Regions from separate parts of the Mus musculus genome. Here region 2 is linked to region 1. Evidence: chromatin loops called from intact Hi-C (ENCODE). Cell type or tissue: heart. All regions are shown on one strand. Links, peaks and the distances in the headings refer to the core of each region. The heading gives the core; the rest is flanking DNA.

What was found. Peaks named below come from ENCODE experiments on the same cell type or tissue, not always from the same donor. Only the 100,000 strongest peaks of a DNase experiment are listed, where the experiment ranks them.
Region 2: it touches region 1 in a loop (4-fold over the local background); 6 of 42 quality-filtered maps call a loop at or near these places.

Annotation. Positions count from the first base shown.
Region 1 is chr11:44,613,863-44,629,850 of GRCm38, forward strand. It overlaps Ebf1 (early B cell factor 1), which reads left to right and starts at 4,238. Exons shown (of 16, transcript NM_007897.3): 1 at 4,238-4,450; 2 at 6,552-6,708; 3 at 7,305-7,368; 4 at 8,059-8,114. The coding sequence starts at 4,317. In heart, for the core only: CTCF peaks have their summits at 3,267, 4,512 and 4,716; DNase peaks (open chromatin) are centred at 3,359, 4,479, 6,269, 6,539 and 4 weaker places; H3K4me3 peaks cover 4,403 bases; H3K27ac peaks cover 3,742 bases; H3K27me3 peaks cover 2,800 bases.
Region 2 is chr11:44,739,840-44,755,827 of GRCm38, forward strand. The region is part of intron 6 of Ebf1 (early B cell factor 1); the gene reads left to right. Among named protein-coding and RNA genes, the nearest start is that of Ebf1, 130 kb to the left of the region's middle. In heart, for the core only: no CTCF peak of the experiment used is centred there; a DNase peak (open chromatin) is centred at 7,062; H3K27ac peaks cover 1,753 bases.

The DNA of each region.
Region 1 (15,988 bases), core at 3,234-11,233:
CAGGGGAGCATAATTTTACCTGAGCCCCTAGAAGTTATTGCATCATTTTATATGCCCCATGAAAGGGGGTCTGGGTCTACAGAAGTTCGAGATGGCCTGGGTGCCACTGGTTGGGCTTGAAGAGCACAGGGGGAGGGAATTCTTGGGCCCTAGCCTCAACTTCCTCCAGCACTGGGGGACCTGAGAAGCTGGGCAACCCCACTTGGTAGTGTGGACCCTCTGAGAACCTATCCATGACCACCACCCCATCTCTCCAGCCACAGCTGAAGAATCTGCCAGAAGTTCGACAGGAAAACATCATTCTAGAAGAAACATATTCCTTTACAGTGGCTCCTTCCCTGTCTCTTTGTTTGGGGAGAAGGCAAGAATTTTTAAATGTCTTTAAATATAGATTCCTAGGTACCAATGCCAGAGGCTCTGGTCCTGCAGCTGTGAAGGAGGCCCAGGTATCTGAATGTTCACACACACACACACACACACACACACACACACACACACACACACACACACAGAGAGAGAGAGAGTTCTCTCTCTCTCTCTCTCTCTCTCTCTCTCTCTCTCTCTCTCTCTCTCCCACTTCCTTTTGGCTTCCTTATACTTAAACATTTATTATTGGATGCAGAAGCCACGTTAAAAGGCAATTCACCCAGATGAAAATCTACAAATGCACTTTGCTTAATGAAAGTGAAATATGCCCACTATCCCAGGTGAGGTGTTGGCTGCCTGTCAAGCCAAAGGGAATTAGGGCTATCCAAAGATTCTTGCCTCCCTCTCTTTACCACCATCACTGCCTTCTCCTCCTCCTCCTCCTCCTCCTCCTCCTCCTCCTCCTCCTCCCCCCTCCTCCTCCTCCCCCCCTCCCCTTCCTCCTCCTCCTCCTCCTCCCCCCCTCCTCCTCCCCCCTCCTCCCCTTCCTCCTCCTCCTCCTCCTCCCCCCCTCCTCCTCCCCCCTCCTCCCCTTCCTCCTCCTCCTCCTCCTCCTCCTCCTCCTCCTCCTCCTCCTCCTCCTCCCCTTTCTCTCCTCCTCCTCCCCTTTCTCTCCTCCTCTTCTTCCTCCTCCTCTGGCTTATGGATATAAAAATTGCTTCCTTTTTAGTTAATTTCTGGAGAATTGGGCTGCTATAGCTGTCATTCTCTGTTCCAGTTTCTCTTTTCTGGATAGTGGGTTTCATGTGCTGACTGACACCAGGATCCTTTGTAGCCGACCTCCGACCTCCTCTGGAGGACTATGTTCTTTGTGACTCTTGTTAACCACAGGCCTCAATGTGACTGTGTTTCTCCTCATTCGGGCAATGATCCTTTCTTGACTGTGTGCATCACTGGAACATCTACCCCACTACATTCAACTTTTAATGTTTTGGCTTGATTACTGAAAAGTGGAGACTCAAGCAGTTAAGAAGAGTTAAGCCTAAGTCTTAAGCTAGGGCTTCCTGGGACCCATTGTAGAAGGGTGGCCAATGCTTCCTGATGCCCCTACCTTGAAGGGTCACCACTGAACTTAAGGAAGGGGCTTATTCTGTGTACTCCTGACGTTAAGAGGATCCTGGGTCTGGGACATCAGCACAGCTTGGAGCTTTGAAAAAGTTTAAAGAGGCCCAGCTTCAATTGTGCATTTAAAATCTATAGAGATGGAGAATGTTCTGGTGTCTACCAGCATATAACTCATCTTTTTACACACACACACACACACACACACACACACACACACACACACACACACACACACACAGCACCTACTGTGTACTAGAAACTCTAGTATATGCTATGAGGATCCTGGTGGATCAGATGATCTCTGCTGAGATGGCTTGGAGGAGATGGCATTAATTATGGGACCAGAAAGAAATGTCCCAGCACATCTGTAGTCTAGATAAATAGTCTGGGAGCTATAGTAGATAAAGTTATGTCTGAAGATAGTGGCCATGCAGTCAACCTGTAGTCTTGGAATACACCCACCCACTCTTTCATCACAAAGGGGCTCCACTTTCCTCCCTGGACAGACCCAGCAACCAGAATGCTTGCTGGCCTCAATTGTTCCATTCAACAGGGATGTGTGTTCCTTCCCGTCACTGACTGCAATACATTTTATAAATCAAAGGGCCAAGGAAGACCAGCAGAAAAGGGAATCTGGATTTCAGGCAAAGAATTTCCCCCCAAGGAGTCCTTGGCAGCCTTGGCTGCATCCAGGATGTCCTCTAAGAGTAATGATACATTTACCACGAGCTTATTAAACGCTGCAACCATTTTTTTTAAATGATGGGGTAGGCATATTACCCATAAACCTCCACTCATTTCCTCCTTAGCCATAACACAAAGGTCAATAGGCCTGAGATGGGAGACAAGTTACCCTCTTCTCCCTCCGTTTCTTCCTGTCTTCCTTCCTCCCCTTACATTCTTCCACCTTATCCACTTCCTCTTCTCCCCGTTTCCCTCCCAACCTCTCATCTCTCTTCTCTACATCCCAGTCTCTCTCCCTATGGCTGTGATGGAAGTTGGTTCAAGCCCCCTTCCCCTTTAACAGAAAGAACTTTGTGTGCCAAATAACCAACTAATCAGAGAAGGCAACACCCTTGCTGCAGTTGTTAAAGAAAAATAAAGCTACTTTGCGGAGCAGGAGAAGGGACTGAGGATCTGAAGATATTTAGAGTCGCAGGCTGCATAGCCCCAGAGACTCATTCACTCTTAGGGACTTCTGGAGAGTAGTGACCGAGTGAAAACCGCGCCCAACAGCATTCGTGTCTGGGTTAGCACCAGAGTTAGAGGCATTTCAGAAGCCTGCTGAAGACTGAGTCTAGAATGCCCATTCCCTTGCGGTCTACTAAAGTCGTATTGGTTGGGGCTTTAGGTTTCTCTACCTCTCCTGACACGGAGATAATGTCTTCCGAGTGCCCTCAAGTCTCGATCTCGCGCACATAAAGTTCATCCCGCCACCCTTGTTTCAGAGTGAAGAGCTGGACACCTGGGATGGGCATCCTGCCTTTTCTGCCTGGTCAGTCCTTTTTTCCTCCACGTTTGCCCCCGAAGTCCCAGGACAGGCAAGCAAGGGACTAGGCGTCTGCCCAAAGAGAACGCAGTCAGTACGCCTCCGTCGCGCTCAGGGCTCGGAAGGGATGCTTAAGAACTGCCATGGTGCATACCCCTTCGACTCAGGATACCTCCATCTCCTTCCCTCTGCCCCCTCTCTCGCTCTCTAAGGCCACGCTCCTTCCAGTTTAGACGCTAGAGCTCAGAGATCCCTTGCTCGCCACTTTGCCGGGAACTTTGGCGGCTCCCCTGCGCCACAAGGAGAAGGATGTTAATGAGGGAGTGTGGCCAGGCTCTGTGAACAAGCCAGCTCGGGAGCTGCGATTGGCTGTGATAAGGCGGAAGGATGACGTTATGCAAAGAAGGGGCGTGTCTAGGCTGCGAGGGCCCCGCCTCCTTCCCTTTGGGGTTAGTGTGCCTGTGTTTAGCTCTGGGGAGAGTCAAACTGGATTCCACAGGGAGAGCCTGCAAATCACTTCTATTTTAGCAAGGAGAAAACAGAATCTCCATCCAGCAGGGTCCACCCCTCTCTTTCTCCCTCTCCTCTCTTTTTCTATCTCTTTCCCTCCCCCCTTCCTCTTTCCCTCTCTCTCCCCTTCCCCCCCCCCCCTCCGGTGTATCTGTCTACAGCAACCAGCGTCCTCATCTACACGCACGGAAAGGAAAGAAACATCTTTGGTTGAGAGAGGAGGAGGAAAAAAGAGAGAGAAAAAAACTTGCCTGGTTGTGGAAAATGACACTTCAAGTAGCCAAGCCGGCTTCGAGAGTCGTATCTATTGTTTCTTAAATTGTCATCAGGGTGGTTTTTTTTCTTCCTGCTTCTTCAAGTGAAGGTACCGCTACAAAAGGAAACTCCAGCCCCTCCTGTTCTCCAACGGCCTGTGATTACTACAAAAAGAAAAAAAAAAAGGCAAAAAAAAAAAAAAAAGCAAAAAAAAAAAAAAAAAAAAAAAAAAAAAAGGAAAAAAAAAGCACCCAAACTCAAAACCAACCAACCAAACAACCCCCAACAGCCAGGCATATATCTCTGTTTTTTCTTAATTTTGGTCTTTTCGTTGGATTTTCCCTTTCTTTTTTTTTCCCCTCGCCCCCCTCCTTGTTATCGCTCAGTTTTGAGCGAAGGTTTACATTTTTAAAAATTTTGCTTTTCAGCCCGCCTTGATGTAGCGCGAGTCTCATCGACTCAAAAAAAAAAAAAAAAATCTGTGGTTGGCGTTTTTTTTTTTTTTTCCTTTTTTTTTTTTTCAAATATTTTCAAAGGGGAGGAGATTTTTCCACAAGAAAAGGTTGTTTTCATGTTTGGGATCCAGGAAAGCATCCAACGGAGTGGAAGCAGTATGAAGGAAGAGCCGCTGGGCAGCGGCATGAACGCGGTGCGGACGTGGATGCAGGGCGCCGGGGTGCTGGACGCCAACACAGCGGCGCAGAGGTGGGTACCGCTGGGGGACCGTGGAGGAGAGGCCACCGGCTAGCGGGAGAGCCCGGAGACGGCGGCGCGGCTACCCGGGGCCTGGCCACGCGAGTGCGTCTGCCGCTGCGCTGCGCTCGCCGCCCGAGCTCCGCGCTCCTCGGCTGCGCAGCACTCGTCGCCGGGTGGCCAGAGATCAGCGAGCTGCTGGAGGGAGCCGAGCCCAAGCTTTGCCGGCACTTTCCGCAGCCCCATCTGCGAGTGTTTTCGTTTTGTTTTAACCCAGAAGAGGCGTCTCTGCAGCTCGGTGTTGGATAGCTGCGCTTTTCTGACCGCTTGTTTTCTTTTCTGTGTGGTTATATTTTTCCCTTTTCCTCTCCTTCTCTTCGCTTCCTTTCCCCTTTATTTCGCTTCAGTTCTTTCCTTTTTCTTCTTCCCTCTTTTCTTTTTTCCTACTTAATTTTCTTCTCTCCCCCTTTCTTCCTTTCTATTTTCTACCTTCTTTAATTCTTTCCTTTCCCCCTATCTTTCCTTTCCCTTTTCTACCTTCTTTAATTTTTTCTTGTCCTTCTCCACTCTTTTCCCCCCTTCTTTCTCAGTTTCACTCTTCGTTTTTCTCTTCTCTTTCCTCACCTGGCTCTCTCCCCCGTTTCTCTCTCTCTCTCTCTCTCTCTCTCTCCATTTTTCTTCTTGGAGTCTCCTCTTATTTCTCCTATCTGGTTCTTTACTCTCTCCTCTCTCCACTTCTTAGCCTTCAGTTTTTCTCAGTCTGCCTGTAGAATAGTGATTTCCAACTTTAATTTTCACATCTCCTAAAAGCCACCCTCATCCACTGTCACCTTGGCCTTCCCCAGTCCCTCTCCCACTCTCCAGATCCTACACTGAGTGATTTGGAGGCCATGCTCTTGGAGACCAACTTGAGGAACTTCCCTGGACACACCCAGTGCCCTGTCCAGGGGCTCCTAGTCCCAAGTGAGAAATGGTACCTTGCCCTTTTCATTGCTGGCCACCACCTGGGCTTCGGGGAAAACTTTGTGGGCCCAGGCTCCATTAGACATAAAGGGTGCAGAAGGGGAATGGGGAGTAGTTCCATCTTTCCATTTTTGGGGGGAAGGGCTAGGGACAACTGTCCTATACTGTTTCCATCCCCATGAGCACAGGGTTGGGAGTGGTTGGTAGTGAGAGTGAATTGGGTAACTAGGCTAGAAGCGAAAGTGTGTGTGTGTGTGTGTGTGTGTGTGTGTGTGTGTGTGTGTGTGTGTGTTGTCCGATAGTGTCCGGCAGTTTGGGCTGTCATTGTGGTGCCCCCGGGCATCCTATTCTCCAGTCCCCCGCGGATCTTCTCAGCCAAGAAGCCTTGGCCCTTTGGGTTTCTGGAATGTGTGAGGAGGATTTCTCAGAATGGCAAAACTTTGGCAAGACAGGTCTTTTATTTAAAAAAAAAATTAACCAAACAACAACAGTCACTTACAACAGTAAAACAAGACGCCCCAGTTCTCTTTCCCATGGCGATCGATCATTTCTAATAGCCGCGAGTCCCAATCAGGGACCCTTCTCCGCTTGCTTGCCGTTTGTGTAGAAAATTAGCGTGCTGAGGTCGGGTACCATCAGCTGGCCGAGGCTAGGGAGTTTCCTGGAGGGTGGCTGAGGCAGCGAACAACCTAGCATGCCTTCATGCATTTCCACCTGCCCACTTACTTGCGAGATTTGGAGGCGTAGTCGGAGCCTATTCCCACGCCCTGGCCTTCGAAGTAGTAAATTGCGCACTTTCTCTTTAACCCCGTCTCATTTCACCCACGGTCACGTTTCCTCTCCACGCAGCGCGTTTCAAGTGGAGTAAAGATTGTAGCGTTTCATCTCACACCCAAAACCCAAACAAAACTTCCACACCTCTGAGTTCTGATGACCCGCTGTCTCTGGAAGGGGAGGACAGGGACATGAGTGGCATTTGTCCGGTTCGTCAGCCGCTCTTGAGCTCCTGATGGGTCATGGAAGGAGCCCAGGGGATGTTTTGGGAGCAGAGAAGGTGGGTGTTGGGGGGGTTCGCTCGCGTGTCCTGGGTGACAGGGGGATGCGGGACACAGTCTGGCTTAGCCATCTAACTCTGCGTCTTTGGTCGCAGCGGGGTGGGTCTGGCCCGGGCTCACTTTGAGAAGCAGCCGCCTTCTAACCTGCGGAAATCCAACTTCTTCCACTTCGTCCTGGCCCTCTACGACAGACAGGGCCAGCCCGTGGAGATTGAGAGGACGGCCTTTGTGGGGTTCGTGGAGAAGGAAAAAGTAAGTGGGCGCAGCGCAGTCCCTAGTAGTCCCGGGCTCAGAAAGCAGGCCCAGGCGCCTTGGAAGCCGCCTCCCGTGTGGGCAAAGGTTTGCTCACACTCCTGTGAGAGTCCCCCCCCCCCCCCCTTCCCGCCCCCAGCTACTTCCCGCCCTGGACGAATCCAGGCTCCTGGGACTCAAGGTCCTGCTTCAGAAAGTGAGCACGGAGCCCCCAGGGCTGGAGAGATTCCAGGCAAAAAACGAGCGGAACCCTACTTGAGTCTAGCCTTGGGAGCCTGCAGAGTGCTTGCTCTGAACTATCAGATCAGGAATGCTTGCCCCAGATGGCCCAGGCTGCAGTCCTTAGGCTCTGGGAAGAGTCTCACCCATGTGCACCTCACAGAAATTTCTGGAATGGTAGAGAGAAAGCAGTTTGGGATGAGGGTGGAGAAAAGATTAAGTTTGCCACAGTTTCTGTTACTACTGGGGTTGACTGGCTTTACAGGATGGGGGGGGGGTCCCCATTTGGGAAAAGTTGCCTTGAAGTTGGTGGGTGCACTCGCTCATGGAGACCTCTCTCCTCGTTTCTTGTGTCTTTGGGCCTTGCTGCAAACCAGGAAGCCAACAGCGAAAAGACCAATAATGGGATCCACTACCGGCTCCAGCTCCTCTACAGCAATGGTGAGGCTCCTGTCGGGTCGGTGCCAGCACCCTGGGGCTCCGGGTCAGGGCAAGGGGCTCACGGAGCTCCAGGTGGACGAAAACCCCCCAGCGAAGCTCAGCCGTCAGCCACCCTCCAGGTGAACAGGCCTCTCCGAAATTTCATTCTAGGAAGTTTCTCACCTGAGGAGGCAGAGGGCGGCTTGGTCAGCCCAGGGCTGACCAGAGGCCACTTGGCCCTGACAAGACCACTTGGTTGTCCTCTTTCCCCCACTTCTTGAGGCCTGTGTTGCTTGGCCAAAATTCCAGGTCGCTTGGCTCCTCGGTTTTTTTGAGGGGTGGGGAGGGTGGGCTGGGGAGAGGCTGGGAGTGGAGGAGCTCCTGATGGATCCAGGCGGCTTCAGAAGGGCTCTAGCCTGGGAAGGGAGAGTGGCCAGGTTGGGGGGCGGGGTCCCCACCTCTTTTCTAGCTCCAGTGCTTGGAGGAGGCTGGCTTCTAAGGGGAGCATTTGAACTAGGCCCGCAGATCCTTTCTGGATTCTGGGAAGGAGCGTCCTGGCTCGCCCCTTTCTGGACAGCAGGAGTTCCCCTTGGCCTTGGACCCTTTTGCGTTGTTTTTGTTTGTTGCTATTGTTATGTGAATTGTGGAGTTCTTTTTTCTTTCAGGGCTTATCCCCTCTCTCTTAATTTTCCTTCCTCCCTCCACCCCCAGGGATACGGACAGAACAGGATTTCTATGTGCGCCTCATCGACTCCATGACAAAACAAGTAAGTTTCTTAGAATTCCACGACTCTCGGGTCACCAAATTTGCTGCAGTTCAAAAACCGGTTGAGCCACTGAGAGATGACTGGGACCCAAACTTTCAAAGTCAGGGTGATCCTGGCAAAGTGGGAGCAGCGCAGGCTCCCCAGATCATTTCTGCTCGAGGCTCACTGCCTCCTTGGGAAAGCCAGGCCTGGTGATTAAAACCTGGGGGTGCTGAGTGAAGGAAAAAGGACTGAACTTCCCCTGGCTTGGCCAAGGAGCCCTAAGGGAAGCGAAAGGAGCCCGGGAGACAACCCCCTCCCGGGAGGCAGAATAGACTGAACTAACTAGCCAGGCCTTCTCTAAGGCCCAGGCCTGAGGAATTGGGGGGTAAGAGGCAATTCAAGGGATGGAGCTGATGGAATTTGCAAATAAACTCCCCACAGATTTTTTTTTTAAGGCGATGGTATTGGAAGGTAGTGTTGGAAGTGGGAGCCTACAGTTGTTCAAGAGTATTTTGCAAAAAAACCCTCCTGCTTTGGCCTCCAAGTTTGGCTGCGAGCCAGACAGCAAGAGCTAGCTAAGGCTTTCTGTCTTAAAGGGACATGGACTGCATTTTCTTAAGCTTGCCAGCACACGGTGTCAGGCAGTATACATTAAGGTTGAGTTATGTTTTAAAAGATACAATTATGAGCGGAGTTGGAAGTAAGGCTTGACATTTTAATGAGGCGCAGGAGGGATATTTTTTTTTCATCTATCCTCTTCTTAATTTTAAGAAAAAAGTATAGTTTCAGAATGAAGTAGCTGGTTAGCTAGTTGAAGTAACAGAAACAAAAAAGACAGCTTTATTGAGAGGATGAAAGAATTCAAAACAAAAAGAAAAGTTATCATCTATTGTGCAGCAAGTAGCAGTGTAGTGCAGGGTTAAGATGTGTTTGTTTGATTGTCATTTTAAATATTCCTTTTAAAACAAGAAGAGGTGTTCTTCCTTCACTGGGTTAGAAAGTTTGGAATTAGGGTGTCCATGCACAATTAAAAATAGATTTAGATCTGCCTGGCTATAATGTGCAAAATACACATTAATAAGCTGTTGGGAGTTTGAGATCTTAGCAAGAAGCATTTAATAACAGCTCATGTTGATAATCATGTTCATATTTATTGTGACACAAATAAATCATATGGAATTATGGATATGAAGTATGTTTTTAAAGTGATAAGTGTCTAAAGAAATTGATATCATGTTATTTCCCTTAAGTATTTTCATCTCTGGAAGTTTGTGTTTATTTCTTAGTTGACAGCTCAGAGTAAATTCCCATTTATTGTTCTAATTACAGTTATTTTCTTCAATTCTTTTGATTGCTACATAGAATAATTTTCTTTCCTTTGGACATTGAATTTTTAATTTTTTTTCTTGCTGAGCAGAAGCACAAAAGACTTGATTTAGTGGGTTTTTAATGTTTTCTGATATCAAAACGAAATATATATTAGGTGGAATTTTGTTTTTCAAAAACAGTTTTTGATATGATGGGTATCATTTCTTGTCCTTCTAGTCAGAGAGGAATGAAAACAGGGAAGGCAGGGGGAGAAGAATGAACCCTAACCCCTACTCCTCATGTATTCATCAGGATTTACTTTCAAAGGGAAAAACATGCACACCAACAACCAGACAGGGCCAATGTGGTTCTCTAACACTGACCACTGAAATGCAGGCCGAGCTATGAAAAGCTCTATTCCAAGGAGCATAAAATTGGTACATGTTTGGAGAGATTGTTTCCATTTGATTTAAATCTTCCCAAAACTTTAATTCCTACCTCCCTAAACAAATAGTGCTACTAAGAATTGATTTTTAAAAAATCAACAAGCTCTCTCATACAAGAACAGTAGAAGAATTTTTTAAAATATAAAGCAATACGGCAAATATTTTATTAACAGGGCCATAGAGCCTTCTTTTAAAAAAAGCTACAGTTGAAGGTATCTTTTGCTGTTTGATAGCATCATAAATTCTATGGGGAGGGAGAGAGGGAAATGGTTCATTTAAAGAAAAATAACAGGTATAAGAAAGTCATTTGGCATACATTACTAAAAGTTTAAGTTATAGATACACGTAGCTATTTAGTCTAGTCAGGAGTCATCTGAAAAAAACAAAAAACAAAAAACAAAAACAACACAAAAAAAAACCCCAAACAATTATCTAAGTTGGTAGAAAAGTATCAAGACAAAAAATGTTTTAAGATGTACCCGTTTGCTTTCAGAGTGATTGGGTAACCTCCCGTTCTATAACTTTCACTTTGAAAGGCAATCTGTGTTCATTATCCAGTTGCTTGTTGTTTGATAGCATGCTGCTAAAGTTTTGGAAGTAGTTACCTTCTTATGGACTTAGTTAATATCATACACTCCAAAACAGTAGATAGAGACACCAGAAGCCTTATTTTCTTCGCTGCAGAGTCATGTTCATGTTCAGCTTCAGAAGTGATCTCCCTGTAGTTTGAAATTATTTTATGCCACTTAATGCTCACTCTGACTTGAACTTTCTAAAAGTGTTGGTTCTGTGTGGTTCTATACAGCAGCCCGTTTAACCAGAAGGAGTGACCAAGGCTGGCTGACAAAGTGGTAACATTGCCTTCTGTGGAGTGCTTTCTGATGCGTTTCAGATTTTGATATTCAGAGTGTGGAGCAGACTATAACTGTCAATGTCTAAGAACACCAGAGCTGGTGGAGGGAATCCCTGGCCACCGTGAGATCTTGTCTCCGTTGTTTGGTGACCCTAGCCCTTTCCATAGTAGACATGTGCCTTTGAGCATGTGATGTCATACCCTTGACTCACAAGCTGGGGTTGACATTCCGATGGAATCGTCAGCCAGTCACATGCAAAAGTAGCTGGGCTGCAGCTGCACAGGTTGTTCCTCATTTTGAGTGCATCTAGCAGTAACACTGAGACCCAGACAGAATTGTACTCAATCAACCAAGATGTCTAAGGATGACAGTGTTTCACACCTTCCTAAAGTGTCTCATTAGACTCTTCTGAGGAAGGATTCCTAATTTTGGGCCCTACCAGGTACAATGGAATCTCATTTTAGGAGTGACTGTAGAAGGCTCTGAGGCCCATTCTCCTATCCCTCCTTTGTAAAACACAGGGTATAAAATATAAAAATTTGAAAAACAAAACAAAACAACAAACAAATCAAAACCCCATTTAACTAGAAAAGAAATGTCTCGCTTTTGAGAAGGGTTGTTCAAAACCAAGTTTAGCTGGCCTAAAAATAGATTGTTTTTGTGTCGTTGCTGTTTTTGGTATTCTATCAGTGAGCATGCAAGAACCCTTAGGATCCCAAAGTTTATGGCTAATGCATCCAGAAACAGTGTTAACTGTAGAAACGCTCATGGACCCAGTTGGGGAAGCCTGAGGCTTAATCTGTCTCACTTCAGGTTTGCATGAGTGATTTGAGATGTGATATACTCTGTGGGTCATTCATCAACAAATCTATCTTTATGTAGTTAATAAACACAAAACTAGCTCAATTTCTTAGACTCGTTTTCTTGAAGAGTAAGTTTTTCAAGTGATACTTAGTAAGGAAAGAAAACCCAATCTCATGTCCCCTGCTCCCAAAACAAAGTGTTTTGCCTTTATTTCATCTATTTATTTTTGAGAAGGGCAAACAGAAGTCACATCATGTTTGTATGTATAGGTTTAATGGTAGGGTGGGTGGAGGATGGGTGTGGAATGGTGTTGATACAATGGGGGCGCAGGGACAGTTAAAGTGAAGGTTGTCAGATTTGTTTCCTAGCTTGCTTTCTTTATATATTTACTCTGGTGTTTGCAGTCCTTAAAGTTATTGCTTTAACTCTCTGTCACGCCCATTGATTGTTTCGTTATATCCTACCGTGGCTGCATAGGTTTGATTAACTACTCTTTCAGCTCACTGGTAGAGAAACACTAATTTTTGGCATATCTATAAGTTCCTAAGGAATTTACCAGGCCAGCAAAGAGGCTCTTTCATATACCCAGGGAGCCAAACAAGAGAGGACAGAGCAGGTTTATGTCAGGGCTATATTTCAACAGCTTTCTGTCTCCTTTGGTAACATGTCAAAAATGCAGGTGATTTAAATTTCCTTGCACATAGAGGAATGAAGAAGTTTGGAATTTTTATGCATGATCAGGACCTGTGTTTGGGAAAATGTAAACTCATCACAGTGGAAAATGTGTTGTTTGGAGTCTGGGGGTGAAAACAAAGCTGATGGTTTTGGAGAGCTTGCCGGAGCCAGATGGCCTAGTACTTCCCCAGTCTGGCGGCCCAACTGCTCCCTCCTGGATAATATACAGCCATTTGTTCGGGGATATTTACGCTAGAGCTGTTTCCATGTGAATGTTTGAACAGCATTAAAAACGAACATATTAGTCGGGATGCATTTATCGAACTCGTATGGCTGTACCAACAGCCTGCTATCTGTGTGTTTCTTGCTGGGGATGAAGACGGTTTGGATGTGGACATGCGTGAATTGTTGACATAGGTTTTGGAGCAGGGAAGATTGGGTTTTAGCTACAAATTAAAATATATATGAATTTAGAATCGAATTAATGGGAATAATGGTTGCACCCAACTCAAAGGTCTGCTGTGAAAATAAATAGATCCATAACTGTGAAGGCCTTAGAACAGTGATTGACATATATTAAGCATATAATAAGTTAGCTATTTTTGTGATCTTATTGTTATTGCCTGACTGAGTTGACAAAGTCAATTCTGTCTACTAACGTACTAAATGCAGTAACTATCCAAGTAGAATATCATTTATTGCTTCTAGGAAAAAATGTCATATGGAATTATTTGAAATATTTAGTCCCCACCCAGCCCCAAGGCATTTGAATAATAGAAGGGCTTTTAGATCTTCAAGACAGAAGAGATGCAACAGAAAGTCCCCTGCATGGGGACGTGCTTGCCTTTTAGTTAGGGCTGATGTAACTGAGCAGCATAGTGAATATGATATCGTGCCTAACTCAGTTCTGAAAACGGGCCTGCTTAGCTGCTGAGCTGAAATTACATCTTTGCAATTTGTTCGCCAGTAGCCAAGCTGCTACTTGAGGCAAAATGAGTTTTGATTTTACTCTACTATTAATGTTAGATTTGCTGTTTGACACAATTGTTTATGAAATGTCAGATTTGTGGTGTTTTCTTTGGCATGGCTTAATTTTTAACTAGGGTTCTTTCACCTACTGGAAACTGGACTATATTATGTAGCACTTTTTTTTTTTAATGAAAGGCAGTGGAAGAGGGTGGGTGAATGTAGTAATTACTGTGCGGTGTGTTTATACTATAGACATTATTATTGGCTCGCTTCTTAGTAATTTGCTATCACTGATAGTTTTATTTAGAAGGTACTCCTCTTTTGGTTGAAGAAGGCAGTTTTTATATTTATGGCCCTTTCTCTGAGGTGACAAATAGATTTTGCTTTTTGTTTTGTTTTCAGAAATAGTATCATTTTCAAGGTTATTGTTTCTATTTATGTGGGAAATTCAAGTTTCTTTTACCTCTCCTCTTCCTTCTTCTTCCCTTCCTTTTTATTGCAAATCAGGACAAATTCCTAATGAGAAAAATGCATATGCTCATTGCTCCCTTGAATGTGGTGTGGGACAGGAGTTAAAACTATCAGAAAAGTAAACAAAGGCAAGCAAGCTCAACTCTCTGAACTTCTGTGGGCATCCCATTGAAGTAAGATCCCGGTGTGTGCTCAGAGTCATTTTCTTTCTTTCTTTCTTTTTTTCCTTTTTCTTTTGCTGTGCAGTCTTTTTTCCCGAAGTAAGTTTCAGTGAACTTTTAAGCCTCAGCAACATTTTCAAAAAAACTAAGGATGAACTATGCTTCAACGATGACTTTTAAAACAGCAGTAACCAGGACAAGCATGATACAGGGATTGACTGATTTTCAAAGACTTGCACACGTTGACTTTAAGCATTTAAAACAAATGGAGTTTTCTCTTCCGACAGTAAGACCTGTTGTTCTTGGAGATTATGAAAGTTTTAACACCCATGTTTTTTCATCTTTTGTTAATCATATATATAAAACAATACGGTTCAAAAAAAAAAAAAAAACCCAATCTGAAATCAAGGGAGGATCAGCAAGAACGTGCATTCGTTTCTGCCTGCTTGTTATTTTCTGGTAGAGGCTGACATTCAGAGAGAGAGGAGCTACTGACCTATCAGAAAGTCAGGTCTCCAAATAGGACCGGTTTGGACAACGTATCCCAGTAGCACCAGTTTTTGAAAGTTGCAGTGAAGTTACTTCTGTTTATTCTTTCACATTTCTTCCTGTCCAAGCATCCCTACTGCCTTGAGGCATTTGTTTGCCCTTGGCAGGATTAATGTAAACAGTATTTTCCACTTGATACTGTGTACCTTTTGTTTCGATGGTTATAAAGCTCAACTTGATTCATCCTCGATTGATTAATTCCAATAATGCGTTTTTATAATTTCTCTCCCTCTGCCTACCATTGTAGCAGCAGCTCCCCCATCCTCACTTCTGATAAGCACATTGATTTATTTAAGCCAGTGTTGTCTTTGTCGCGTTCTCAGACAGACCACCTTCCTCCCAATGAGCAGACACATGATTTACTATGGAGGATGACAATGAGCGTTCTTCTCAGGGCTCCATTGTCTGTATCCTAAACCAGCTGTCTATTAAAATGGTCTCACTTAAAATAGTCAAGGCTGTTTATATGCCCTTGGGATCTCCCAGCTGATCCAACTTCAACCACCGTGCCTCAAACCCCACAGAAGCATACATTTGAATTAGTGAGAGAAGCTGAAGCCCCCTGTCCCCCAAAATTGGTGTTAGAAGATGCCTATCCTTGGTGGGGGGGGGAGTTGGGGGGGGTTAGCGTCTGGATTTGCTCAACTGTGAGCCAGTCTTGCTGTGCGTGCTAAATGTACACCGTAGAAACGCTTTTAGTAGAGAAAGCTGGAGGGGAAAGTTCCAGGCAGTAGGGAAAAAAGGCCAAAGTGTGTCTTAATGTCACTGTGGTTCTGGGGCTACCCAAATAAATCTATCATATCTGCCTGTACCTGGTCCCATCTGAATATTAATCTCTCGACAAATATGTGCTGTGTTTGTATGTGCATGCATGCATGTGTGTTTTAATAAGTTTAATAAGGCTTTTCAGTGATAAGAAAACTGGTTAGAGGCTGGAGGAAGTTCTGCCTTTGAATTGCACAGGAAAGCTTGCTCCCTTAATGTGAGTGCAGTTTACTCTAGGGACAGGAATTTTATCCTTGCTATCCCATGGTAGACTCCCACTCTCTTCTACTGCAGAATTTTCCAGAAGCAGGTACCTCTTTTTCTGACCCTGTGCCTTGAGAACTCTTCTTATTCTATCCAGGCACAGGGAGGGGAAAGGCAGAGGGAGAGGGAAGGCAGAAACCTCAGATTCCAGATCTCCCCAGAGTTCTTAATTATTTCTGAGTAAATCCGAACTCTTGGTTTCATTTTTCTATGCTTGATTTGGAGAAAGATTCTCTGTTTTGACTCCACCGCCAGAAGCAAAGTGGTAGCTCGGTATTTGGTAAAGAGATGCATTATGGAGGGACTGGGCCTTTAACAAGTGATGTTCAGTTACCAAGGAGAAAACACAGGACTTCTGGGAGTCCCTGTCATCCATTGCCTGGGGGAGTCCTCAGTGGATTTGCCTTGAAGCTTATTATTAACTGGATATTATCATGGCCTCATTCATTTCAACTAGCAGCCTTGGTAATAATGATGTTTATCCCATCTAGAAAGTTCCAAACGGAGATCTTATGTAATTGATATGCCTGCCACGCCCTCCCCATAACATTGTTTCTTCTCTCCTGCCACCTCCCTGTACCAGCATAGAAGATTTTTTAGACCTGGAAACTGACTAATCGATTATT
Region 2 (15,988 bases), core at 3,307-11,306, 130 kb after region 1:
CTGCATTAGTGCCGGGAAAAATCAATACCGATTTATAATTTACCATCGCAAAAACCTATCACTTTTTATGACCCTCCATCCTGGCTCATTAATATTACATTAAAACACACACACCCACTGAAACAGGGGGGAACTGTAGCTTGTCAGGCTTCCAGCCACTAAAAAAAAAAAAAAAAAAAAAAAAAACCAAAACAAACAAACAAACAAACAAAAAAACAAAAAACCCTTTAATTGGGCTTAGTTTGGAAATCCAGATAGAGATTTTTTTTTTCTCTATTTGTTTTATTTTTAATGTAGGGATGTTGCCTAGCATGGATTTTTAAGATGCACAAATACCTATACATTTCTCTGAAGAGCATATCAGAATTTCTGACACATGTTTTCCTATAGTTCTTATGATAATAACCGGTCCTTATAGCATCCTCAGCTCTTCTCCAGCCTCCAGGGTCTTCCCTTTCCTCCCGTGTGTGCCAGTGTGGAACTGGCTTCTTTCTGTACACAGCAGCCTTCTGGCCAAGCTGGTCTTTTTCTTATCTTTGTGGTTGTCACAGTTGGTATTTACTCCACATCCCCCTCCCTGCCCCCAACCCTTGGCTCAGATCACGGAGGAGCTAAATGCCACCCTTTGCATTGTCTGCCTCCCAGAGAAAGGATGAGGATTTTATTTTCCTTCCACACTGGCTGGAGAAAATTCCTCTGACCTGGCTCTGTAACTGAGCCATTCATAGTCCCTACTGTTCCCCGGCAGAGAACACCAGACTCTGTAGGTGAGAATGTGTGCATGTGTGCACATGTGTGTGTGTGTGCATGCATGCCTCTCTTTAATTCTTTCACCTTAAAGAAATCCTAAAAGAAAAAATTAAACAATAGTATTTCCTTGATCAACTTTATTAAGCTATTAAGCAGTTTTGACCTCGTGGGTTTTTAGACTTAAAAGTCCTATCCAAATTCTTTCCAGATAATGTAAAAAAAGAAAAAAAATGATGTCATTGTTTATGTTGGCAGTGGTGACAAGCTCTATTTATTCCATGCTATTCAAATAGTTTCCAGGGAATTTTTCCGGTTTTTTTTTTTTTTAAATAAAATCACAAAAATCCAACCTTCCGACTCACTTGCCCCTTTCCCTGGCTGACTTAAAGGGGAAGGGTTTCTTGTCTCAGAGAGGGAAGTGGGAAGCAGCAACAAATAAATAAAAAGTCAGGAACGGGGAATTCATTGTGTTCTCAAGTGTGCAGTGGATCCACACCACGCAGCGAATGCATGTCGTGATTGGGTTTTTAAAAGACGTCCGACTCGCCCCTGACTGACAGGGCCTATTGATTTTTTAGGTTTCTGCCGTCATCGGTTTCCAGCCTCACAGCGGCCGCATGTCGGGGGTCAGGGCGCACCGGGGCGCAGTGAGCCAGCCCTCGCCACTTCCCAAAGTGAAGGGCTGCTGAAAGAAAATCAATCATGTCATAAGTGAGAAGCATCAAAAATTTTCTCTCTGTACGGCCAAGGCCCATCAGCCTGTCTTCGCTCAGTAGCTAAGGTTAGGCATCTGTCAAGTCAGACTAGGTGAAAAGTATTAGAGATGCCAGTTAACCCATGGCTGGACTGTAGACGGGTGCGAGGCTGGTCTCTTCCCTTTGTCTGACCATCTGGATTGACAAGGTTGGCAGTTTTGCTTGATTTTGGAGCTGGAATCACCCATTTCCCCTCCCAGTAGCTTCTGTCTACACTTCACTCTCCTCCACAAGGCAAAAAGGACAGGGCCCCAGACGCTGTTGGCTTGTAACTTTAACTATAGACTCAGTGGATTTGTTCCCTCTGGTCTCGACACTGGGCATTTTAGGTTCTTCTAATATGAAAGTGTGTTTTGATTCTATGTGTTTATCTGTGTGTTTATGTGTGTGTGCACATGTGTGTGTACCGTGACATGTGTTCAGGTCAGAAGACAATTTTCAGGAGTCAGTTCTCTTCTTCCACCATGTGACTTTCAGGGATCAAACTCAGGTCCCCCAGCTTGGTGACAAAGTACTTCTAAGTCAAGCCATCTCTCTGGCCCTACTCACTATTTTATAAGCCTGCATTCTTTAGTGCTTCTAGCAGTGTTCACCATGGGAAAAGAGGCCTGTATTAGGATTTGTCTCAGAGCTGCAGGAGCACAACACAGATTGCTTCTTCATCTCAGTGACAGAATTTATGTGTGTGGCAAAATCCACTTCCAGCTTACTTCTTCTGGCTTCCAAATGCACATTCTTTAGTGCTTATAAACATTAAATTGTCTATAGGAAAAGAGCCTGATAAAGATACGGAAGAAGAAATTGAGAGAAAGTCATTTTCCTTTGGGGCTTTGGCTATTAGGTGGTTCCCTGTGCCCCAGTGGATGAGCCAGTAGAGAATCATATGGGCAGGACTAATTGGGCTCAATGGAAAGAAAGAAAGAAAAAAAGAAAGAAAGAAAGAAAACAAGAAAGAAAGAAAGAAAGAAAGAAAGAAAACAAGAAAGAAAGAAAGAAAACAAGAAAGCAAGAAAGTGTTGGAAGTATGATAAATACATAAATAAATGTGATGGGGACTGTTAAGGGGAATAGATGGTAGATAAGAAAAATTTAAATTATAAAACAAATGAAGTGTTTGAATATATATGCATATATACATATATCTTCATCCATATATATAAAATGTCATCTATCTATCTATCTATCTATCTATCTATCTATCTATCTATCTATCTATCTAGAGTGCTATGAATGGAGATCATGCATGCATCCATTGAGAGAGCTTGGTTTCTGGCAGATCTGCCACATAACTTCTACGGTACATGTTCTATAAACACACATTGCTCTGTGCTAGGTGGAATTTATCTTTATGTGCTCATTATGAGGAAAGAGGCCTATCTGAATCCTCTATAAAGGAAAAGTTCCTTTTGGAGACCACTACAAAGTCACAGAGTGTATTCCCCCTAAACAAAGCCAACTCTTTACTGCTCTTTTCATATCGTGTTTTGGAACACACAGGACATAGATACATTTATCTGAAATAAATGGGATGGTCTATAGTGGAACTCTTGTCTGCTACTATGCTGATAGATTTGCATGGATAGGATTCTGCATTTCTTCCTGTATAACCCATTGAGGGAAACATATCTTTTCCATTCTCAGGGGGAAAAAAATAAGAAAGAAATATGCTATTCATTTCAAAACACCTTGTGATAGTTTTTAGGCTTCAAAGCTAAAAAATGAGATTGTAGTTTGGTGAAAGAAATAATATCCAGTGGCTGACTTGAAGAAACCGTTCTCTAGGTGCCTGCCAGTTCTGAGTTTGGTTATTTAAATAGAATGTGATGCTAGGTCTCTTATGAGTTATAAAACAGAAGCTGTGTGTTCTGTGGGGGGAAAGGAGAGATTTTGGTTTATATATTGCTTCACTGAACAGGAACCATAGATTGGAAGCCTGGCTATTGGGTGGGCTTCACTGTTAGATGGTTTATATCCACTTAGTGCCTCTTGTCTTTAAGCATGTCTCTATTGGCTGATCCCTAGTTCTTATTGTCATTTTAAGACTGGCTTGAAATCTGAAAAGGTCTGCTCTGCAGAGGACTGTGAACTTATGCAGGTATGCTTGAGTGTGTTCTTGCATCAGTGTATGCATGAGTGTGTGTGTGTGTGTGTGTGTGTGTGTGTGTGTGTGTGTGTGTGTGGTGTTGGGGTATGCGGAAGAACATATTTTAAGATCTCCTGCTTGACTGGAGATGACCACCTCAGTAGCATTGGAGAAACCTGAAACTGTATTGAGCTGAGGGCTTCTTCATTGTAACTTTCCTTTCACACCTAAATTGACATTCACTGCCTGCACCAAGGTATACTCACTAATAAATATTTTAGCTGTCTATGCCTCAATGATTACACTAGCCATTCCATCCAGATGAAAAGACAAAATGTTTCTTTAATCAGTACCATGATAGGAGACCATTAATAGCATCTGAAAATATTAGCGTCTCAGAGATATTGACCGGATTGCTTTTGGCATGGAAAATTATATAATTACATTTTAGGTTATATTTTATGGACTTATACCAGTTATTCTAACATAACAGAAATTGCTGTTCAGAATTTTAAGAGGGGAGAATGATGTAGGTTGAAACCCTCAGCAACACAGGCATCAGGGCTTGCTAATATACTATCTAATTGTAATCAATAATTTCTTTTCTCCTTTCTGTAATGACAAAGCCTTTGCAATAAAAACACTACCATCCTTTTGAAATCCACAGAATGATAAATGACCTAGGCCAACTTGGGGAGGGAGTGTAGTGTGTTTTATATTCCTCGTGATTTATTATGGGTTTACACACACAGCTAGTGTGAAATCAAGTAGGGGAAGGAAAGTACCCAACAAAGAAATCCATTCTGTCTAGAATGCCTAGGTTTGAGTCCCATTGGCATTGATATGAACTAAGTACTCTCATCAAGGGGCCTAGGAGCCCTCTGGTATTTAGATTCCTTTCTGTAACATTACAGGGAAGGCAGAAAAGCCAATACAATGAACCACTACTTGGCTATGTATGAATCGCTAGGTCAGCCTAACTCATGTGTTACACAAAAAGAACCCATTTGATTTGTTCTTGACAATAAATGAAAGCCTAGCTTTGAAGGGACTCTTAGCTGGGTCTATTTGCTTCCTGAGACAGTCTATTGCACAGGCTCTGTGAGGAAGGCAGGTTGTTTGAGGTGTGAGAAAGAAAAATCCCCTCTCTTCGTTAACTATTAGGGACTTCCTTTGCTGTAAAGCTAAGTCCTATCATCTCAGACTCCCTTTCACCCGTTACAGGGGTGCGTGGCTGTCCTCATCAAACCCAGCTGGCCACTGGGTCCCGACAGGTAAAGATTTTGAGAAAACCCAGCAGAGATTTGTGAATTTGAAAGGAGAAAGACTGTGAAAAGTGGGTCTACACCAGCCCCCTTTCAATTCCCGCCCCACGTGTTTGTGCCCAACCGAGCTTCTCATGTGACACTGGTTCCAGTTTTTAACTTCTGTTTGTAAGTTGTCTGTGACATTTTGCTTCAGGCTGGTGCATGATAGTGTTAGGGGTATCTGAAATCTTAGAGTCCTCCCCTTACCTTCCATTCCCCTCTCTTGATGTTGCCTTTGTTCTCTTCCTACCCCTGCCAACTCCTTTTTGTTTTTCTTCCCAAACCCAAAAGCCTTTTGTTTAAAGAGTTGGGTAAAATATGATGTCACTAAACAGAATTTAAAACTTTAGGAGCGATCCATTTTTCTTCTTACTATTCACCAGACCTGGGATTTGTTTCATATTAAAAACAAATCTCATTTTCTTACTCGGGGAAACACAGCAGACAACAGTTAACACCCGGTGTGAGACTTGGGGTTTTCATTCAGATGAGTTGTCTATAGTTTGCTGGTGTGTTTGTTTATTTGAATCTGGGCTGCAGAAGGAGAAACGGGTGGTTTAGGAGACTAGGTTTTCAATGATGTCATTAATCTTTTGTTTTCTCCAGAACCAGGCTTGGGATCAAAAGGGATAAAGTTCCAGTTTATTCTATCAGATTTCCCCCAGTGACCAAGGTCTTAATGCACTACTCTTAAGGAAGTTTTGTTGGTGACCAGAGCTGATGGGGTCTTTGACCATTAAACAATACCCATTAGTCAAAGTCCTGAGGCTACCATCTCTGAATGGCGTTTTCTTCTAAGTGTGCCATTAGTTAGTATAATGGACTGATGTCTGTCTGCTTTTGGGGCAGTTCAGAATGGTACAAGGAAGACCCCTTTTTAAGAAGATGTGATGTTTTTTCTTTGGGCTGTATACATGTTCCCTGAAACAGTTTTAGCTCTTGAGCAACAATAAACATTAATGGTTTCAGTAAAGCCTTTATGATCTCCCAGGTCAGAAATCTTTTATTTTCCCTTAAAGTCTCAAGTATGGATTTACAAAATACTCTTCAAAACCATTATAGTCTTTTGGGTAAATAGTTTTCATTTAAAAACATTTTTATAATACACACATTTTAACGTGTTCTAAATATGTATTTTTACGATTGATCATGACAGCGCCTTAAAGAGCCATTATTGCCTATCAGGGAGATAATGTGTGTGTGTATTCAAGAGATTGTCTACAAAGAAAATCTCTAAACTGTGTTTATTTCCAATGAGGAGGGCTTTTTTTTTTCTCTCACCAATAAGCTTGAAAAAATTATGCAAAATGGTAGAAATTGAGGCTTATCATCAAGGGGAAGCAGTTCAGGGTTGCAGATTTTGGTAGTGCCTCTTAAGTGACAACTGAGAATTTCCACAGTGTAAAAGCAGAATCGCTGCCTGAGCTTACTTGAGACAGGGAACTCGCTCACCAAAGTTTTGTGTGGTTTTGCCAGACTTTCTGCCTCAAGTTCATATTCCTCCAAAGACAAGGCTATGGTTTCATTGGTCCCTCTGAGCCAGAGGCTGCCATCCAGTTAAAGTAACTGGAAAGCAGACAGACTAGGGTAACCATTTGTTGGTTGTGAAGATATTGTTAGGAGGATGTAGGTCATAAAAGAGTATCTTGGAGAGAAACAAGGGAGATGAATGGGGAAGTAAAAGAGTGCGAGGAAGCCTCATGTATTCCTTTCTTGGGTCCCACAAGTCACACAAAGGCCTTAGGATTTTCCTTTGAGGAAGAAGGGAAGCCATTGAAGTTGGGGGACATTGCCCAAACCCTCCCTGTTTGCTTGTCATTTGCTTGGATACCCTAGGTCTGCCAGAATTTTCTGAATAAAATCCTAAAACCATTGCAGTTCCATGTTCATCTTTTAAAGCATGGCTTCTCTAGCATGTCCTTTCATGCAAGTCTGCCCTTGACTCATAAAGATGTGATTTTGGAATAAAACCGTTTCACTCACTACAGCTCTTCCTTTCTGATCCCGTTTTATAGTTCTGTTCCCCCTGAACTATCTTTCTAGCTAAGGGACAATTGTGGATCCCGATAGGCGAGGCAGTGTATGCCTCCTTGGGTGGGGTGAATGCAAAGAAGTCAGCTGAGCTTTGAGTGACAGGAAGCCCAGCTGGGCAGGGGAAAGATAGGGAGGGAGAGAGAGAGCAGCTGTGAATGCAGATTGAAGTGGCCAGGCAAGACAATGGCCTGGCATGATAAGCACCTTTCCAGCAAAGGTCATCAGCCTGTCACACAGACACAACAGCCACACCTTGGCTTTTGTGTTAGCTCAAGTTTCATTCAGGAGAGAAGTCTGTGTGGATCTCTGAGAGAAAGGTTAAAGATCACTGCAGCAATTAGCAAGTTGATCAAGGAAGAGACATAAGATATCCACATTCATATGTCTTGTCTCGAATATATAAGCACCCTTCTGCTCTCTTCTGTAGCAGAAGGACTCTATTCTAGCTTTAGATGACCCCTCTCTCAACACTGGGCAGCAATTTGAAAACAGTCTAAATTCTCCCTGACTTTGCTGAGGTGGGGGTGAGAGGGCACCCCAGGGGCTTAGCTCTTAGAGGCTAATATGGACTAGGTAATGGCTTGTTGAGCTTTTGAGAAGTCAGATTTTTTGTCCCAGAGCTTATCCTCTTCAGGCTTTGAGGCCACCTGTAGTATCTTTAAAAGGACATCTTTGCCCGTCTTCCCCCTTGCCTTTTGTAGTACTTCTTTCCCACCCCCCCCCCTCACCCCCAGAAAAAGTTCCCTGGAGGCTTAGGGGCAATTCTCATCTTCCTTCTTCTTTCCTGCATGTGTGCATATGTGTAGTATGTGGTGGGTATGGATCTAGGCATGTGGAGGTTACAGGGTAAACTCAGGTAGCTTCATATTCCATGTCTTCGAGGCGGGTCTCTTCATTGCTTCCTGTGGTTCACATGCCTGGCTAGCAGAGCCTCTGTTGTTGTAGCACGGGTCCTCTTCGAACCTGCTCTTGGGAGTCGACTGGTGACCCCAGTGAAGGAAGCAAAGAAAGAACAGGTGCCGAGTCCTGGAGTTTGATACCACAAAGCGAGTTCACGTCATGTTTGCCAGCTATTCGCTTATCTTGTCAGCCTAGCTCCCAAATTTGGTTGGTTTTGTTGTTGTTGTTGTTTTGTTTCTTAATTCCTTCCTTCCTTCCTTCCTTCCTTCCTTCCTTCCTTCCTTCCTTCCTTCCTTCCTCCCTCCCTCCCTCCCTCCCTTCCTTCCTTCCATAATCTGATTATAGAGAATCTGGATTCGCAGGCTTTCCTCAGCAGGCTATTTCCTGAGACATACCCAACGGCTTTCCTCACCAAATTACCATCTAAATATGAACTTACTTTTCTTTCTTTTTAAAAAAAGATTTATTTATTTATTTTTTTATATGTGAGTACACTGTAGCTGTTTTCAGACACTCCAGAAGATGGCATCAGATTTTTGTTACGGATGGTTGTGAGCCACCATGTGGTTGCTGGAATTTGAACTCAGGACCTTTGGAAGAGCAGTCGGTGCTCTTAACCGCTGAGCCATCTCACCAGCCCGAACTTACTTTTCTTAAGAATAAGGTTTAGGCATTGTTATTCCCAACGCACAGATGAGAAGTTGACCTCAGGGATGGCTCAGTGGCCTCCTTCCCTTTCCACCTCTACAAGACCGGAAGAGGAAACTCCTCCCAACTCTGACACTTTGACCAAAACCTCTTCCTAAAAGCTCCTTTGGAGACTAGGGAGATGGCTCAGTAGGTACAGAACTTGCTACACAAGCACAAGGACCTGGGTTCAGATTCTCAGTACACATGGAACATGACAGAAGTGGCAGCCTGTGTCATAAGCCATGGCCAGGAGGTGGAGGCAGGAGATCTCAGAGGCTCATTGGCCACCTAGTCTAGATGATTCCACGAGTTCCAAGTTTACTGTCCTAAAAAATAAGATGGAGAGAGAGGATGTCCCCTGATACTGACTTCTGGCTTTCATGGTCATGCATGCCTATGGACAGACAGACAGATAGACAGACACACACAAACATACACACACACACACACACACACACACACACACACACACACACACACACAGACACACACACTATTATTTTTGTGGTCTCAGTGCTGTGACTCACCCCCCATCTTATTCTCTACTCCCCACTGTAAAGCTCCTGCAAGCGCAAACATGACTGGAAGTCCCTCTTCCTTTCTCTTATGAGGGGAATTCAGCTTCCAGGCGCTGCCCACGGGGGTCTTTTCCTCTCACAGTTGATTTTTATATGCCCTTGTAGCTTTGCTAGCAGACACACAGGACTTAGAGTTACAATTGGGATATATGCTTGTGAAATTAGTCTCAACTGCTTTAACCCGAAGGTGGTTCTGTTTATTGAAATAAGCAAGTCCTAACTGCTGACCAGATGTCAAATTGAAGTATAAAGACTTTCTTCTAAGCCGACCCTCTTGAAGAAGAAATGCTCACAATTTAATATAATGAGAATAATTAATAAGGAGTGTGCCAGTGACCTTGAATATTAATATTGTTTCCTTTTGCTGTAAACAAACCCGGCTATTTTATTATTATTTTAGTGTGTAACTTGGCATGAACACTCCTTTTCACATAATTTCCCCAGGTGACTTTTGTCTCCTTGGCAATTTCCGGCTTTAATAAAGAAAACCTAATTAAGAAGGAGCTGTTGATTGGTTTGCTAGTGTAATTAACACAGGTGATGCTAATGAGTTTCTATGAAACCAATGGTTTATGGGAAAAATAAACAGACCGTTGTTGCATATGGCCCAGCTGATATCTCTACTCTGGTGTAAGTGATGATCCCCAAGTCTCCTGTGAGTGGTTTGTGGGCATGGAAGAGGCAGATAAAACATTTTATAAGATTCATTAGTGGAACTGGACCAAATTGAGAGCAAAAGTCTCTGTGTTAGGCTGTATTAAAAAAAAAAATCTAATCTTTGACTATAGTGCTTGTTATATCTTTTTATTTAATTTAAATTTTAAATTAAAAAAATGTCTGCTTTACTTTAAAAAAAAGGCAGACTTCCTTTATTTGGGGTGCACATGCACCTTGCAGTAGTTGCTTTAAGTCTGCTGACTTTGTAGACAAGCTTGAGTTTCGAATCTCTTCCCACTGGCTTGTGGATGCTCTTTCCAGATGCTCGCAGAATGGCTGCAGCTTGTAAGAACCTGGCAGTTTCCTTCCTCAAGTTATACCTGCTTCCTGAGGAACCGTGGACTTTGGATCTTTGGTGACATCCATACTCATGTATTATAGTCACAGTCACATAGAAAGAGCTGAGCTTCCTCTTTGGTCTTTTCTTCCTTTGTTGGGTTGGGAGGCATGGTGGGGAAGGAACAGCCGATCTTTCTTAATAAGAAGTCAGGGACAACCAACATTCCCGTTCCATCAGTCCCCCTATTGTCATTCTGAGTTTTACCCAGAATACAGGACAGTTTATAAAGAGCCTTGCTCAGCTCCTAAATAGATTGAAGAAGTGGTTTGTATGAAAGATCAATATGTATAAGACTTGACTTGGATATTTCTATAGTTTTCTAGGTCTATCTCCATTGTTCTTTAAGTTGGCTTTTTAGATAAGTAGATTTCTTCATCTTCAAAATCATTTCTTCATCAGCTAGTTGCTCCTCTTCCCCCTTCTCTCCTCCCATCCCTGACCCCCTCCATCTCTCTCTCCCATTTCTAAGTCTGCCTGTTCCACAGTGCCTCTTGACTACTACTACTGTGACCAAAAAAAGAAAAGAAAAAAAAATCAGAGACATTCTATATCTTGCCGCACACCTCCAGGGACATCTTTTGAACTCTCATAATTTGTATTTATTGCCACCCACTTTGTAAGTTCACAGTTTAATTTGCCAGCAGTGGCAGTGTTAGGCCGACACAGTAAAACAAGATAACGTTAAAATGTCAGGATGAGAGGGGCATGAATGATGCATTACCCCAGCCAGGACTTGGCTTGTCATTCCCTTCTGCCGATGTGATGTTAACTACCTTTTGAGAGCTCTGTCTGACTGGTATTACTCCGAAATAGGATCATTAGTTCACTGTTCTGATTAGAAAGCCGCTATGCTTGATTAACTCTTCTTGGACTGTGTCCTCAGAGGAAGCATCAAACGAGTTGCGTGGCTTTTGACATCTAGAACTAATTTATAATTATTTTACTGCAATTATTTGTAGTTGTTGACATGGGTTTTTCTATGATGTGGTATTTAATGGAGAAAAGATAAGTGTGTTCAAGTTACATGTTTAGTCTACATTTCAGTAACGTTCTAGATTTACACCCCGACCCCCAGGACAGACGAGTTATCATCTTTAATAGTGTGTAATTCATGCACAAATCTCTTAATAGTCCCATGTTTCAGGGACTATTCCTTTGGTAACTTTTTGAAAAATTGTCATCCTGGGAGGATATTGGCTGAATGCACATTTGTGTATACACATGGTGGCCAGTTCGTGTGCACCTTTCTTGAAGATGTCTCCAAAATGATAAATGGAGAATGTGGAGAAAGGAAAGTACGTTACACTTCCTCGTTCCTCTGACACACCTCATACCCCTCTTTCCCAATTGAAACCATCTTCTATCGCTAGCTGCTTTTTGATATCCTAACAATATTGATTCTCTACAAGTACATAATTCCCTATCTCTTTCCAGATAGACATCTGATGACATCTACTATTTCATGAAGACGGTGTCTTAGTGCCTTTCAAGGGTAGATTTCAACAGAGTGTATGCAGAAAGGCCAAGACTGGGAAATTGCTATGTTATGCAAAGGAAATGTGTCCTACACAAGTTTTAGGACTTAGACTTAAATTAGGAGTTGTAAGAGGAGGTTTTGTTTCACAATAAGGATAGATAATGTTTCTGCCTCACAATTGTCATCCTGGGAGGATATTGGCTGAATACACATTTGTTCTTGGTGGCAAATTCATGTGCATGGTGCACCTGTCTTGAAGGTGTCTCCAAAATGATACAAGTTTCTGGGATTGATTAGTGTCATTTCCATACCACTGTGTGAAAAACCTAGCAAATTTTTAAGTTGACTGGATAAAGTTATCACTAAGGAACAGTCCTTAGTTCTCCAGTACAGTCTTCAATGTCCTATTTCTTGAAAGGCTTCTTCTTCCCCCTTCTTTTCCTCCTCTTCCTTCTTTTCTTCTTGTTCTTGTTGCTCTCCTCCTCCTCTTCCTCCTCCTCCTCTTCCTCCTCCTCCTCCTCTTCCTCCTCCTCTTCTTCCTCCTTTTCCTCCTATTTCTCTTCCTCCTCCTCCTATTTCTCCTTCTCCTTCTCCTTCTTCTTCTAAGTCTGTACAGATCCAGACATTTGTGATGTTATTATAGATGCCTCTGATGAACCTGGAGTTACCCCAAGCATGTAAACAATACCACCCTGTTATGTCTCTTTATCATATCCTTGACATCTGCCTTAAGTTGCTATCCTTCACTGTGGGTTTAAGTCAGTCCATGTTCTCTTTGGAGACTTCTTGACAGAACACACTTGGCTGTAGATATAGACCAACTGGCCATGAGCAATTGGTCTTAAAAATATAACCAGGATTTGCTGGTCAAAGGGGGTAATTGAACCTCATTTTTCAGACCTAGCCATGTATCTGTCTATGGAAAGACATACTTGAGTGGAGGGTCTGGACCTGAATGTAAAGTCTCCAAATAGGAACTGGTGGCTTTTATGGCAGTGATCACAATAAACCCCTAATAAATATTGGAAAGAAAGTCTTGTTGGTTTGATTGTTGTGGGGTTTGTAAATTTAAGAGTATATAGATTTGTTAATGGGGATGATTTAAAGCAAATTTTGGTTTTGCTACTTTTCTTTGTGAACAGATTTTTTTCAATGGTTTTTGCCCAGAGAACTGTTAATATGAGATTTGGCTGGAATGCTCTTTTTGTAGAGAGGTGAAGTGGAGGCTTCAAAAAAGAAACAGTTTTCTAATCCCAGGGTAAAAGGATCCATGGCATTGGTGGAGCCCTTTCTCTCTCTGTGTGTGTCTGTTTCTCTCTTTCTGTTCTGTCTGTTACTCTCTCTGTCTGCCTTTGTCTCTCTCTGTCTGCCTTTGTCTCTCTACCTTTGTCTTTGTCTGTCTCTGTGTTTGTCTCTGCCTCTCTCTTTGTCATGTTTGTCTCTGTCTCTGTCTCTCTCTTCTTTGTCCTCTTGTACTTATATAGAGAACAACTTGAGTAATATAGTTGAGTCCTGCCCCCAAATCAAAACTTCTTTTTAAAACTGCTCTCATGCTGATTGTGGTGGTACATCCGTTTCACACTAGCACTTAGGAGCAGAGGCAGGAGGATCTCTGTGAGTTCAAGATCAGACTGGTCGACATAGTGAGTTCCACCCTTGTCAGGGCTATCTAGTGAGAAAGAGTTTCAAATCAGTTAAAGAGATAATTTGCTATCATCTGCAAATCCTTTCCTCGTCCTTTCTCACAGAAGGGAAGATGAGCTTGGAGTTAGGAAGGAAATGCAGAACAACTGAGAAAATAGGAAATACAGAATCTCTCCACTTCAAAGCCACACACGCCAGTGAGTGCTTCCAGGAGCCAATGCATGCGACTTCTTGGAGAAGTGATGGTGGGAGCTGAATTATGATGATCTTTCCAAATCTGCCCCTCTGCACCACTCAAGGTTTCCTGTCTCTCGAATGGGTCCAGATAGAGAACAAAATGAAACTCTCCCCAATTCCGTCTACCTTTTTTTTTTTTTTGCTTTAAGCCAAGGCTCTGCTGCACCATTAGGATGTAGATGATCATATTTAAAACCTGTGATGACACCGTTGTACCCATCTGAATGATTAATCTGCTCATTAAAAGAGCGCCGATGGGCTAGTCTAATTGGAACATGGATCTTCTTAAAGGACGTCACAGGGTCGGGAATAGGAAATATTACTCATAACATAAAGTAGGGATTAATTATGCTACTAAATACTACTGTGTGAAATTTACATATGGGTCTGGTTAGAGACAAGGATTAGAAAAAGTATGCCATCTTGTTTTATAACATTTATGCCAACTTCAAGCAGGTGGTGTGTGCCTACTTTAATCCCAAATCTTAGATCAACATTTAAGAAAAGCTGTTTTAAACTCAAATGTCACAGAAGGTTTAGAGATTGGAATAAACACAGAATTTGCATGAGTGAATCACTGTGACTTAACGGGGGTGGGGGGGGACTCTTAAAAACTAATGTCAAGACTCAACTCTGCAATCGCTCTCTTCATTGCTGAATCTTTAACTTTGGAATGGAATTTATCTTTCTAGAGTTGGGAAGTACAATTAGGATGATTAAGGAAATATGCAAATTAATCAAGCACAAGTTTATAATCATCCCCCACCCCCACAACCTTCTTTGATACAAAAAAAAAGTGGAAAAGATTTGCAAATGGTATGTGGGAAAGATGTAAGAGGGTTTTTAGTGTCAAGAAAGGGGATAGGGTGTGTGTGTGTGTGTGTGTGTGTGTGTGTGTGTGTATTTGAACCATCACTGTAACACTTTCTTGTTTTAGTGACTATGGTCACCCAATGCAAGCTAACTTACAACATGGAAGAGATGAATTCTAGAACTTTCAGGGTGAAAGGATATTTCTTTCTTTCTTTCTTTTTTATTTTAAAGCCAGGGTCTCATGCAACTCACGCTGGCCCCAAACTTGGTATGTGACCCTTGAACTCCTGATCTTCCTGCTTTCACCTCTAAGGGTGCTGGACTTGCAGATGTGCACCATTGTGTCTGTGTGTGCAATGCCAGGAATAGACTACAGGGCCTCAGATGTGCATAGCAAGCACTCCACAGCCACATCTCTGGCTCGTCAAAGAACCTTGAGGCTTTTCCATTCTCCCTCCCCCTCTCGCTCTCCTCTCTCACCTGTGAAGGCGTGGGAGCACAATTCTTACCCAACTAGTGACAGCCAAACACCACAGTTTCTGACTCTCAGTCCAGTGCTATTTTCAACCTCGTCAGTCTGGTTACCAGATACCTTGACACTTCGGATTCTTTGTTTGACGCATCATGTCTTAAGATATCTCTGTTTACTGAAGTTAGATCGGTTTGACAAATGTAAACTATTTTCTTAACATCCCGAGGATTTGTGGCATTTCCACGACTTGAAACTCCGTATTCTTTTTTAAACTTGTAGACATATGTCATGTCCTGTATGAAGTAAAAAGTACATTATTGTTCCTCTAGAGTAAACAGCCTACCGTGCTGGGTGCTTCAGTCAGATGAGCAAAGAGCAAAGATGGCTCTTGGTTCTAAATGGGCCCCACCTGTCTATGGAACTTGCAGGGTTGTGTTACCAGTTATTGGCGGGGACTGCCACACTCGGAGTACTTCCTTGGACTTTGGTGACCTCAGATGCTTCTGGGCTTGGCCATGTGCTAGGCCCAGATGCTGAGGTCACTGATGTATCCCATTATGTTGTTTCTGTGATGCTGTCTTGGAGCCTAGGGCTCCATGTATACCAGTCAGGCACTCAGGCACTGCAGCTACTGAGCTACATCTGCAGCTTAGCAGTGGTCACGTAACACCTCTGCACATGTTTAGACCCCCTTTTTTGTCTCTTATATTTGCTTTGTCCTCTCTACCCTTTCCTAATGGTTGGGATGAATGCACCAGCACTGCTCAGTCAAGATTTTAGAGTAGCTTACCTGATCTACTCAGCGATTCATCTCCCTTAGTCCTAGAATGATCTTTCTGGCATCAGACTCCTGCTTGAAGACAGGTCATTTGGACAGTCTGGCTCCTTGTTGTGTTAGAGACAAAAGTCCAAGCTCATTCCTGCCTGTGGTATCTATCCCCCATCTTCGTTCCTCTTGCTGGGCTGTCTCATACTGATGTAACAGGATGACTGCTGCCTGTGCCTCTGATGTCTGTCCTTCTTGGTCTCTTGGCTTTCCTTGGTCTCCCCTTTGTAGCAGCTGTCGGTGGTTTATCCACGGGGTTGGTTACTGCATTTGGCCCCTTTTAGGCCCCCTTTCTGCTATTCACACTGCATACCCCACTCTTTATTGTGGTGGTTTACACTTGACATGGTAACCACTCCTTGTGC